Regions from separate parts of the Homo sapiens genome. Here region 2 is linked to region 1. Evidence: chromatin loops called from intact Hi-C (ENCODE). Cell type or tissue: IMR-90. All regions are shown on one strand. Region 1 overlaps CNTN1 (contactin 1). Region 2 overlaps GXYLT1 (glucoside xylosyltransferase 1).

Region 1 (5,000 bases):
TACCTAATGCTAGATGACGAGTTAGTGGGTGCAGCGCACCAGCATGGCACATGTATACATATGTGACCTGCACAATGTGCACATGTACCCTAAAACTTAAAGTATATAAAAAAAGAAACCTTTCTTTCTAGTTATAAGCATTCTACATAAAATGTAAATAAAAATAAAAGATTAAATTGTAAAAAAACAAAAAAAAAAACAAATTGACTTCTGTTTTATCATTTTTCCTCTCCTTTTTCTTGTCTTGCAGAAACAAAATTTCTGTACAAGATCACAGCATGATCTAGTTTTAAATACATATTTGTAAAATCTAAAGACCTTTTTTGATATGTTTAATAAAATTTTTCTTTAAAAAAGGAAAATAACGTTTGGGTGAGAAATCTGTCTTCTTCTCTCTTGAATGGTATTGCTTATGCACTCAGAAAAAATGCACACCCACATACCTGCAAACACACACCTAGCATACCTGTCTACAGGGGATCATTAGGAATTGCCAGGAACTTCATAGTTAGACCACTTGAAACTGTGTAGACATGACTTACAGTGTATTGCAAAGGTGGCCAACAGTGTAGGGAGAATGAAGTAATTTGGGCAATCTGAGTGAGCATACAAGGTTCATTAAACCAGATTAGAGAATAAAATGTGAATTGAACAGTATTGCCTTGTAGAGCATCAAATACTTATGGGAGAATTATTTAAATAGACACAGACATGAACATTAACCAAAAGATGAATCAAAGTGGTGGAGATTACAGGGTTGGCAGTCAGGCCACCTGGTATCAAATCTTCTGTTAGCCTCTAGCGACTTGTATGATTACATGGGACCAGTTACTCAACTTTTCTAATACTCACTTTCCTCACTTTGAAAACTGAGAAAATCACAATAATATGCACTCCACAGAGGATTTCTGTGAAGATCAACTGAGAAATATGTGAAAAACATTTAACCCAATTCTGTCTAAACAGTAAGCCCACAATAAATGTTGGCTATTATTACCTCTTCACTGCCTTCAGCAATGAAATACCCAGATTTTTTTTTTTTTTTGGTCTCAGTCTAAGTATCCAGCACAGCAAGCAGTGCAAGTATTAAATTGTGAAAAATGAGATCTGTGGCTCAAAAAAAAAAAAAAAAAAAAAAAGAAAGAAAGAAAAACTAGCTAGCAAAAGCTTCTGGAATTTCCAATGGGGGATGATTGCTCTCTTATAAAAAGTATTAATAACCACTTATATACTTTATTCGTGTCCCCAATACTCTCAGATGCTGTGCCAAGTCTCTATATGCACTCTTTCATGAAGTAACTAGTTTTTCAAACCCAGTGAAGTAACCTGAATGAAGTAAGTGAATGATTAATCACGTTTTACAGAGGGAAATTCTGAGGCTTAGAGAATTTTAATCCCTGGATCAGAGTCACCACATAAGAGGTGAGAAAATGAAGCCTAAAGCCCAGGTTGGTTTGTGACACAATCTCTGAACAATTCAAGTGATATTTATGAATTCATATAAGACAGGCAATAATGTCCCACAGTATTACAAATTTAACATGTATTTGTAATAAGAGTAATACATATGTGTGTGTGTGTGTGTGTGTGTGTGTGTGTGTGTGTGTGTGTGTGTATATATATATATATATATGAAATAGTGACAATCTCCAAAACTGGAAATTTTAAGGAACTCATGTAATTAACTAACTTAATGGCTCTAAGCAGGGAATGTTGTTAAACAGTTGAAAGAAAATGACCCAAAGTGAATGTCAAAAATTGAGGGCTACTGAAAAATTCTACAGGTTAGGTGCCACCTTGAAAGAGGAATAAAATGAGATATTTAAAATTCATATTTTTGATAGATTGTCTTAAGTCTTTTCTGGAACAAGAAAAGTTATACATTAAATGAATAAATAAAATGGCTCTGCCTTTTGTATTTACTCCAAGGCATTAAGTAGCTATTGAATTAGAAAGCCAAAACAGGAGCCACTTTATAATTGGACTTGAAACATTTATGATCATTTGCCATATAACATCAACAAAATAAAAGAATGGCAGATAAACTGCTTTAATATCTTATTGTATCAAAGCCTCAGATTTATTAAATTTCTGCTTCGAGCTTGTATTTTTAACATCCCCCATGCATGAGTTCAAGTTCCAGTGGAACATCTGACAATTATTACATATTAATATAATACTCAGGAAATTTTTAGATGTTTAACTCCTTAGTGTTTTTCTATAATCAGTACTAGGTGTGCAATTACTGCCTTAAAATTGAAAGTTACATTAAAAAATAAATTAATCCCAAAGTTTTACATAAAGTAGGATTACTAAATACAAAGACAGTGTTATTTTTGCTTTTTTGGTGTTCCCATTAAACTCTTAAAAGAAATATACATCTTTAAAAATGTACAGTTACATTTTTCCTAATAATTACATAACTTTAATTAGAAAAAATATAAAGAAGACATTTAAAAATCACCTATAATCTCACAATTTATTCATAAGTAGGAGCAAATGCATTTGTTTAATTTCATGAAGGAAAAGAAGTCCCAAATTACACCGGGCTGTGAAATTTGAATCCTTATACAAGGTTGCCCCTTAGTGGTTAAAATCAAGAATAGCAAGCTAAAATCAGTGCATACTTAATTATTGAATTCAATTTATTATTGAAACTAAATTGGAAAATAAAAACTTAGGTTCTTGAAATAAAAAGTTTAAAATTTGATTTCCCTATTCCTTTTTATTATTAGTCAGAACTTCCTGTATTAGTTTTTAGCAATGAAAATTGTTAGAACATGTTAATTATGTTGGTTTTGTTAACTGTAATAGCTACCAAAAAACATTTACATCTGAATCTTAAACTCTTGGGGTATCATTGGTTTATTTTGGGCTGGTGTCCATGTCTATTTCAGTGTTTTATTTAACCTAGTGCCTACAACTGTGTCTGCTTATGGCATGTGCTTAGTACATATTCTTAATGAACAAATGCTATTCAATTGTTGAAATATTGGGAGAACTACATAAAATACCAAATCATTATTTAAGAGACATATATATATTCACTAAGATTTTCATAGGAGGAGCCACTAATTCTGAGAATGATCTATTAACAATCCTAGAAGCAATTAATAGCTGTTAGGACTATCTTCCAAAAGGTGGATCAAATATTTATAGCGTTTTTACTTAAATTTTGCATGGCATATTGACCAGTGAAGTTTAACTTTGTAGTTTGCCTTAAAAGAGAAGGAAGGTGCCAGGGATAGCTTCATTAGTCTTGTGTTGGTTTGAAAGATAGAATTCAGTTTAATTATTTATTTTAAAATGATTCTTATCCAGGCTTTTTAAAAATCGAGATAATTGAATGCATCTGTCCATCTATGACATGCTAAACATGTGCATTTGATATTCTGATTCAATTAAGATGCTTATCTAGTCAGTTGAGTAGGTTTGCTCCCACTGTCAGATCATTATTTGATGGAATGAACTGAAACCTGAGGTGGTGAGCCTGCGGTCAGGACTCTGCTCTGGATTAGCTGGAGGGGTAACTATGTGAATCTCTGCAGCTATCATCTGAAAAGGGAGAGTGTGCACTAAGTGGCCACAAGGTCTTTTACATTTTTATGGTCTAATTTATTATTTGTTTCCTAATTAGTATTCCAGTTATTTCTTTGTTTTCCTGTTTTTTTTTTTAAAGGGGACTGGGATCTATTTTTCTTTCTCTTTAAATTCCTTTTTTTTTCCATTTTCTTTTTGCAGTCATTATTTACATGTACCAGCACAATGTAATTAGTATTTTAAAGAATATAAATAAGCTCTAAATATGAAGTTTCAGTTTAGGGCAATTTTTGTCTGCAAATTTATTTACATAGACTTCATTGCAGCTATTAGTTACTACTTTATAAACTATGGTTGTGGAACTTCTAGACTTTACTTTTGAAATTATTCAATTTATAACACCAAAGATAATTCTTTCAAATTCAGAAGCCTACTTTTTGAGAAAGTAAGATCCCTGTTTAGCTTACTTTTTTCCTTTAAAATGAATAAAACCCAAGTTGTATTTACTTTTCTTGCAAAATAAAATACACTTTAAATAAAGTATTGGAGATTTTGGTGCCAATTTGACTAATTTTGGGCATGTGCAAAATAGTTTCAGATCTATAAGGAAAATATATTACATGGTATATAATGTCAAAATACAAAATTTACAGTTCTCTGCCAATTCTCAATTGTTATTCTTTAAAGTATAATTTTGGTTCAGAAACTGAAAGAGTATTGGTATGTTTACTAGAGGTGTACAGTTGTAGCTAGATCAGTTAAATTACAACTCTTCTAAAGCTAAAAACATAGCTGGACAATATGAAAGCATAATATAATAATGTGTACATATCAATCTTCAGATTTTATGGGACTTAAACAATCCTAAATGTCCTACTGAGTTCATTTGTGCTTCTTTTTTATATTAATAACTGACTTCTAAAATAAAAGTTTTCCTAATTATGCCTATGTTCTAAATATGTCCTTAGTCTTACAAATGTTTGCTTTTCTAAAGAAGAGGCTGATAGGGCCAGTGATTAATTTACTTTTTAAATACACTGTAACCTAGACAGCCTACCAAGACACCAACAATGTTCTTACACAAGTTGTTTTGCCTGCATTACTTCTCAGTCTTTTCCCTCTATTTTATTTCTTTCTACACCTTGACTCTCTATATCACTATGTTTAACTATAGGACTTGTAGAATGTAACACCTTTCAATTCTTAAAATATAGCCATTTAACCCTCTTCAAATCACATAAACTAATTCTCCAAATTCTCCAACATATATAATTTTGTCTCTTTCTTACTCTTAAAGCATAACATAAATGCTTTAAGATCATCATTATAACAAAGATTAAGTTCTATGCTCTTCATTTAAAGTAAAAAGGAAGGCACTAGAACCAAGGGCACATATATACTGATGTAATACACATCAATTGTATTAAAATTAAGGGGGAAATCATACCTAAAGCCCAATT
Region 2 (5,000 bases), 1.2 Mb before region 1:
AGGGGTAGGGTGGTTGTCAGAGACATCTTTTAACCGTGTTTTTTGTGGTCAGTTTAGGAGTTGAGCCTGTACTGTATATAATACTTTCACTAAAAAGGATCCCAAACAGAAGAGGAAATGTGATGTAGTTGACAGTACTCCTGTAGAAATTGGTGAAAGGAGTGCTGGCAGTGTGACCAAAACAATCCTTGCTGAAATACCTGGGAGGAGTTCCTGAGACTGATTTTTAGAGGGATTTTTTTTTTTTTCCTTGAGAAACATTTGGGTATATTATTATTTAAGACATCGCCCAGCACCCAGGCTGGAGTGCAGTGTGGCATGCTCACAGCTCACTGCAACGTCGGACTCCTGGACTCGAGCAACCCTCCTACCTCAGCCTTTAAGTAGCTAGGAGTACAGGCGTGCATCACCACACCCAGCTAGTTTTTTTGTGTGTGTGGATACTGGGTCTCGCTGTGTTACCCAGGTTGGTCTCAAACTCTGGGCCTCAAGCGGTCCTCTCAACTTGGCCTCCCAAAGTACTGGAATTACAGGTGTTAGCCACCATGCCCGGCCTTGAGGCTAATGTTTCTTTAGGTTTAATATACTTCTTGTCTGTGTATATAGCTGATGCTCTACAAAACAGCATATGACTATTATGCCTTACTTTTAAAATCTTCTCTTGGCCTTTGACTTTGGGGCAAGATCTAGCTATGGGCCAGTAAAGCAATCCGAGCCTGTTATTGATTCTTAAATCATGATGCTGTAATGACAAGTAGGATCTGGAGGCAGTTACTGGAAAGATGAGGTAATTTAGAATTCTCTAAAAATTGTCATGTCTTGATTGCCTAGTTTTTAACTTGTCATTGTGGCTTCCACTGTTTTTGAGATGAACTGGATTCATGTCCCCTCTTTATAGACGTAGAAAGAGTAGAAAGTCTCCCCTCCATCATTAGTTTCAGTGTTATGAACTGATGGGCTCAGCACAAAAGAGGGCAAAGGACAGAGGGTACAAACAAGGGAAGAGACATTGCTTCTTTCTAATTACAGCCAACAGAAAATAATAGAGAGCTTTAAAAAGACCCAAACTGGCCAGGTGCGCTGGCTCATGCCTGTAATCCCAGCACTTTGGGAGGCTGAGGTGGGAGGATCCCTTGAGGCCAGGAGTTCGAGACTAGCCTGGGCAACATAGTGAGACCCCATCTCTACAAAAAATAAAAAAAAAGATTAGTTGGACATGGTGGTCGCACATCTGTGGTCCCAGCTGCTTGGGAGGCTGAGATGGGAAGATGGCTTGAGCCTGGGAGGTTGAGGCTGCAGTGAGCTATGAATGCACCACTGTACTCCATCATGGGTGATAGAGTGAGACCCTGTCTCTAAAAAGAAGGAAAAAAAAGTAAAAAGACCGAAGCTAATGCTAACACCAGACGTGAAAGAAGTGGCACAGCAGAAGCAAGAGGTATTAAAAGTTACTTAAGCCTGTTGGTATCCACTGCTGCACTGTGTTAGAAGTAGATTCTAAAGACATACTAGTGTTTGACTAGCATGTTTTAGACCATCTCAGAAGTGTTTACATCTTCCTAGATATTTGGTAAATGGGAATGAATGTGTGTTATTAATGTGAAGGACATTTTTTCTTGTAGTCAGCATGGTTTAAGATTGAATGTAATACTGAAACATTTATGGATGAAATTATGACTGGGTTTGCTTTACAGTGAACTGTTGGTTGGTGAGAGGTGGTATGGGGAGAGGTTTCATATGAAGTAAGAATGTTTTTAAGGGTTTTTTTTTAATAACAATGTTTTTAAAAAATTGAATGAAAGACCTTCAAATCTATCTTTCTCAATGGGTTCCTTGAGAGAGTTAAGCTCTGATTTCCTAAGGCATCTAATGTGAGTAATGAATTAATTTATTTACTGGCAGCCACAGTGGTGCTAGTTATGTATTCTTGGGAGAATTGAGAAAGTTGTCATTTTTTGTGTGTTCTGTAGTTTGAAAGGAGGAAAATTGGTGAGAAGAGCTGGTTGAGAGTGTGGAAATACGTGATTGATTCAACATTTTTAAAATGTTTTGTAATTTGATGTTTGCCCTTTTCTTATTTTTTAAATAAATACATTCTTTTTTTTGAGACAGGATCTTGCTCTGTCTGGAGTAAAGTGGCACAATTACAGCTCACTGCAGCTTCTATCTTCTGGGCTCAAAATATCCTCCCATGTCAGCCTCCTGAGTAGCCGGGGCTACAGGTGCATGCCACCACTCCTGGCTAATTTTTGTATTTTTTGTAGGGATGGGATCTCGGTATGTTGCCTAGGCTGGTCTTGAACTCCTGGACTGAAGTGACCCTGCTGCCTTGGTCTCTCAAAGCTCTGGGATTACAGACTTGGCCTAGTTTGTTTTATAAATAAAAATTTTGAACTTCAGTTTTTCTTTCTTTCTTTTTTTTTTCCTTCCCTCCCTCCCTTTCCCTTTGCCTTTCCCTTTCTCTTTCTTCTCTTTCTGTCCTTTCTTTCTTCTCTGTCTTTCACAGGGTCTGGCTCTGTTGCCCAGGCTGGAGTATAGTGATGCAGTCATAGCTTACTGCAGCATTGAACTCTTGGTTTCAAGTGATCCTCCTGCCTTAGCTTCCCGTGTAGCTGGGACTGCAGGCATGAGTCACAACATCTGGCTTTGAGCTTCACTTTTTGAGCATGATGAAAGTACACATTGTAAACATATACTAAAACTGTTGAAAAATGTGGTTTTCTTTCCTATTAGGTACAGTCTGAAAATACAGCCTGTTGAGAAAATGCATCTAGCTGTAGTTGCCTGTGGTGAAAGACTGGAAGAAACTATGACCATGTTGAAGTCAGCTATCATTTTCAGCATCAAACCTCTTCAATTCCATATTTTTGCTGAAGATCAGCTACATCATAGCTTTAAAGGCAGAGTAAGTATTTGAGACATAGTCAAGGTTGTAGAGTTGAATATTTAATAATATACTATAATAGAATGTTGTTGTAATAGTCTGTTCACATTGCTAGAAATAACTACCTGAGACTTGGTAATTTATAAAGAAAAGTTTAATTGACTCACAGTTCAGCATTGCTGGAGAGGCCTCAGGAAACTTAGAATCATGGCAGAAGGCAAAGGGGGAAGTAAGGCATGTCTTACATGGCAGCAGAAGAGAGAGAAAGAGAAAGAAGACCACACTTTTAAACCATGAGACCTCATGAGAACTGATGGTTATCACAAGAACAGTAAGGGGGAAACGGCCCCCATGATCGAGTCATCTCCCACTAGGTCCCTCCCTTGACACGTGGGAATTACAATTTGAGATGAGATTTGAGTGGCAACACAGAGCCAAACCATATCAGTTGTTTTATTTCTTAATTGCACAAAAATATTTATTCTGTAACACTGCCCTTGTAAGTGGGGAGTGCTCCTTGAACCACTTCCATCTGAGTCCAGATCTAACGTGAAAGAGGAAGGTTCATTTTTGAACAGCAGTGGGCTACTTAAAAGTAAGTTCTTTGTCAAAAATGGAGGTTTTATTTTAGTGACTCTAGTTCCAGGATGTTTAGTCATAGGACTGAGAAATCCTATGATTTATTTTGTCTATATCCTTTCCTTGGGAGTGCCTTAATCAGAGCTTATATAAAGGTTTTAATCCTGTTTTGAGAGGAGAGAATTCTTGATTAATAATATGGCGGGAAGTGGCTTCTGGTTCTGATAAGAAAGTTATTTATTTTGGTTTTGTATTAGTTAAAATCAATTTGGCAGCAGTGGCAGAAAACCCAAAATAACAGTGGCTTAAACAGGATTGAAGTTTATTTCTCTCTCCCATAAAAGTAGGTAGTCTGGATTATATGGCAATTCTTTATCTTCAGATACTCTGGCTTCGTCTTACTGTGGCTGAGCCATCTTTAACATGAGGCTTCTGCTTCATGGTCCATGATGACTACTCAGACTCCAACCATTGCACCCATATTCTATTCAGAGAGGGAGTGAAGAAGGGCAGTATCCTTAAGGGTACTTTCTAGAAGTCATTGTGACATTTCTGCCAGTATCCCATTGGTCTGAATTTAGTCATATGACCATGCCTAGCTGTTACAGTGGAATATATACTCTTTAATCAGGTCAGCCTTGTAAGTTCCTTAACAACAACAACAACAAAATATTATTGTACAATAAGAGAACAGATAGAGGCAGAAGAACATATAAGAAAAAGAAAACTCACCTGAAATCTCACTACCTTTTGTTCTGAGATGGTGGTAAAGGTGATGCTAATGATCATTCATATTTTCTCTTTCCTCCCTCTCTATTGTCTGTTTACATCTATCCACTTAATTAAGCTTTTAAATTCATTTGGATTTTTATGCTTGGTCTATGTAAAAAATATATTTGATGTTTTTTTCAGGTTAAATCAGTTCATTTTGCATGTCAAGTGCAAAAATACTAATTATGAGCTCAGATCTTTCAGTTTTCTGCCAAAAACGTTTATACTTTTTGGCAGAAAACTAAAAGGTATAAAAGTTTTCTTACTGTTATAAGTGGTATATGAAAGTATACCTTCTTACTGTTTAAAAATATTTTTAGTATCTGTATTTTTGTTAGATAATTTTATGATCTTGATCTCTTTACCTGGATTTTTTTTTAAATTTTATTATTATTATACTTTAAGTTTTAGGGTACATGTGCATGATGTGCAGGTTTGTTACATATGTATACATGTGCCATTCTGGTATGCTACACCCATTAACTCATCATTTAGCATTAGGTATGTCTCCTAATGCTATCCCTCCCCCCTCCCCCAACCCCACAACAGTCCCCGATGTGTGATGTTCCCCTTCCTGTGTCCATGTGTTCTCATTGTTCAATTCCCACCTATGAGTGAGAACATGTGGTGTTTGGTTTTTTGTCCTTGTGATAGTTTGCTGAGAATGATGGTTTCCAGCTTCATCCATGTCCCTACAAAGGACATGAACTCATCATTTTTTATGGCTGCATAGTATTCCATGGTGTATATATGCCACATTTTCTTA

The links. Peaks named below come from ENCODE experiments on the same cell type or tissue, not always from the same donor. Only the 100,000 strongest peaks of a DNase experiment are listed, where the experiment ranks them.
Region 2: it touches region 1 in a loop (8-fold over the local background); 9 of 110 quality-filtered maps call a loop at or near these places.

What each region holds. Positions count from the first base shown.
Region 1 is chr12:40,944,398-40,949,397 of GRCh38, reverse strand. All of the region lies in intron 14 of CNTN1 (contactin 1), which reads right to left. Among named protein-coding and RNA genes, the nearest start is that of PDZRN4, 240 kb to the left of the region's middle. In IMR-90, a CTCF peak has its summit at 2,584; no DNase peak of the experiment used is centred here.
Region 2 is chr12:42,116,905-42,121,904 of GRCh38, reverse strand. It overlaps GXYLT1 (glucoside xylosyltransferase 1), which reads left to right. Exons shown (of 8, transcript NM_173601.2): 3 at 2,734-2,905. Among named protein-coding and RNA genes, the nearest start is that of GXYLT1, 25 kb to the left of the region's middle. In IMR-90, no CTCF peak of the experiment used is centred here; DNase peaks (open chromatin) are centred at 2,644 and 3,554; H3K27ac peaks cover 442 bases.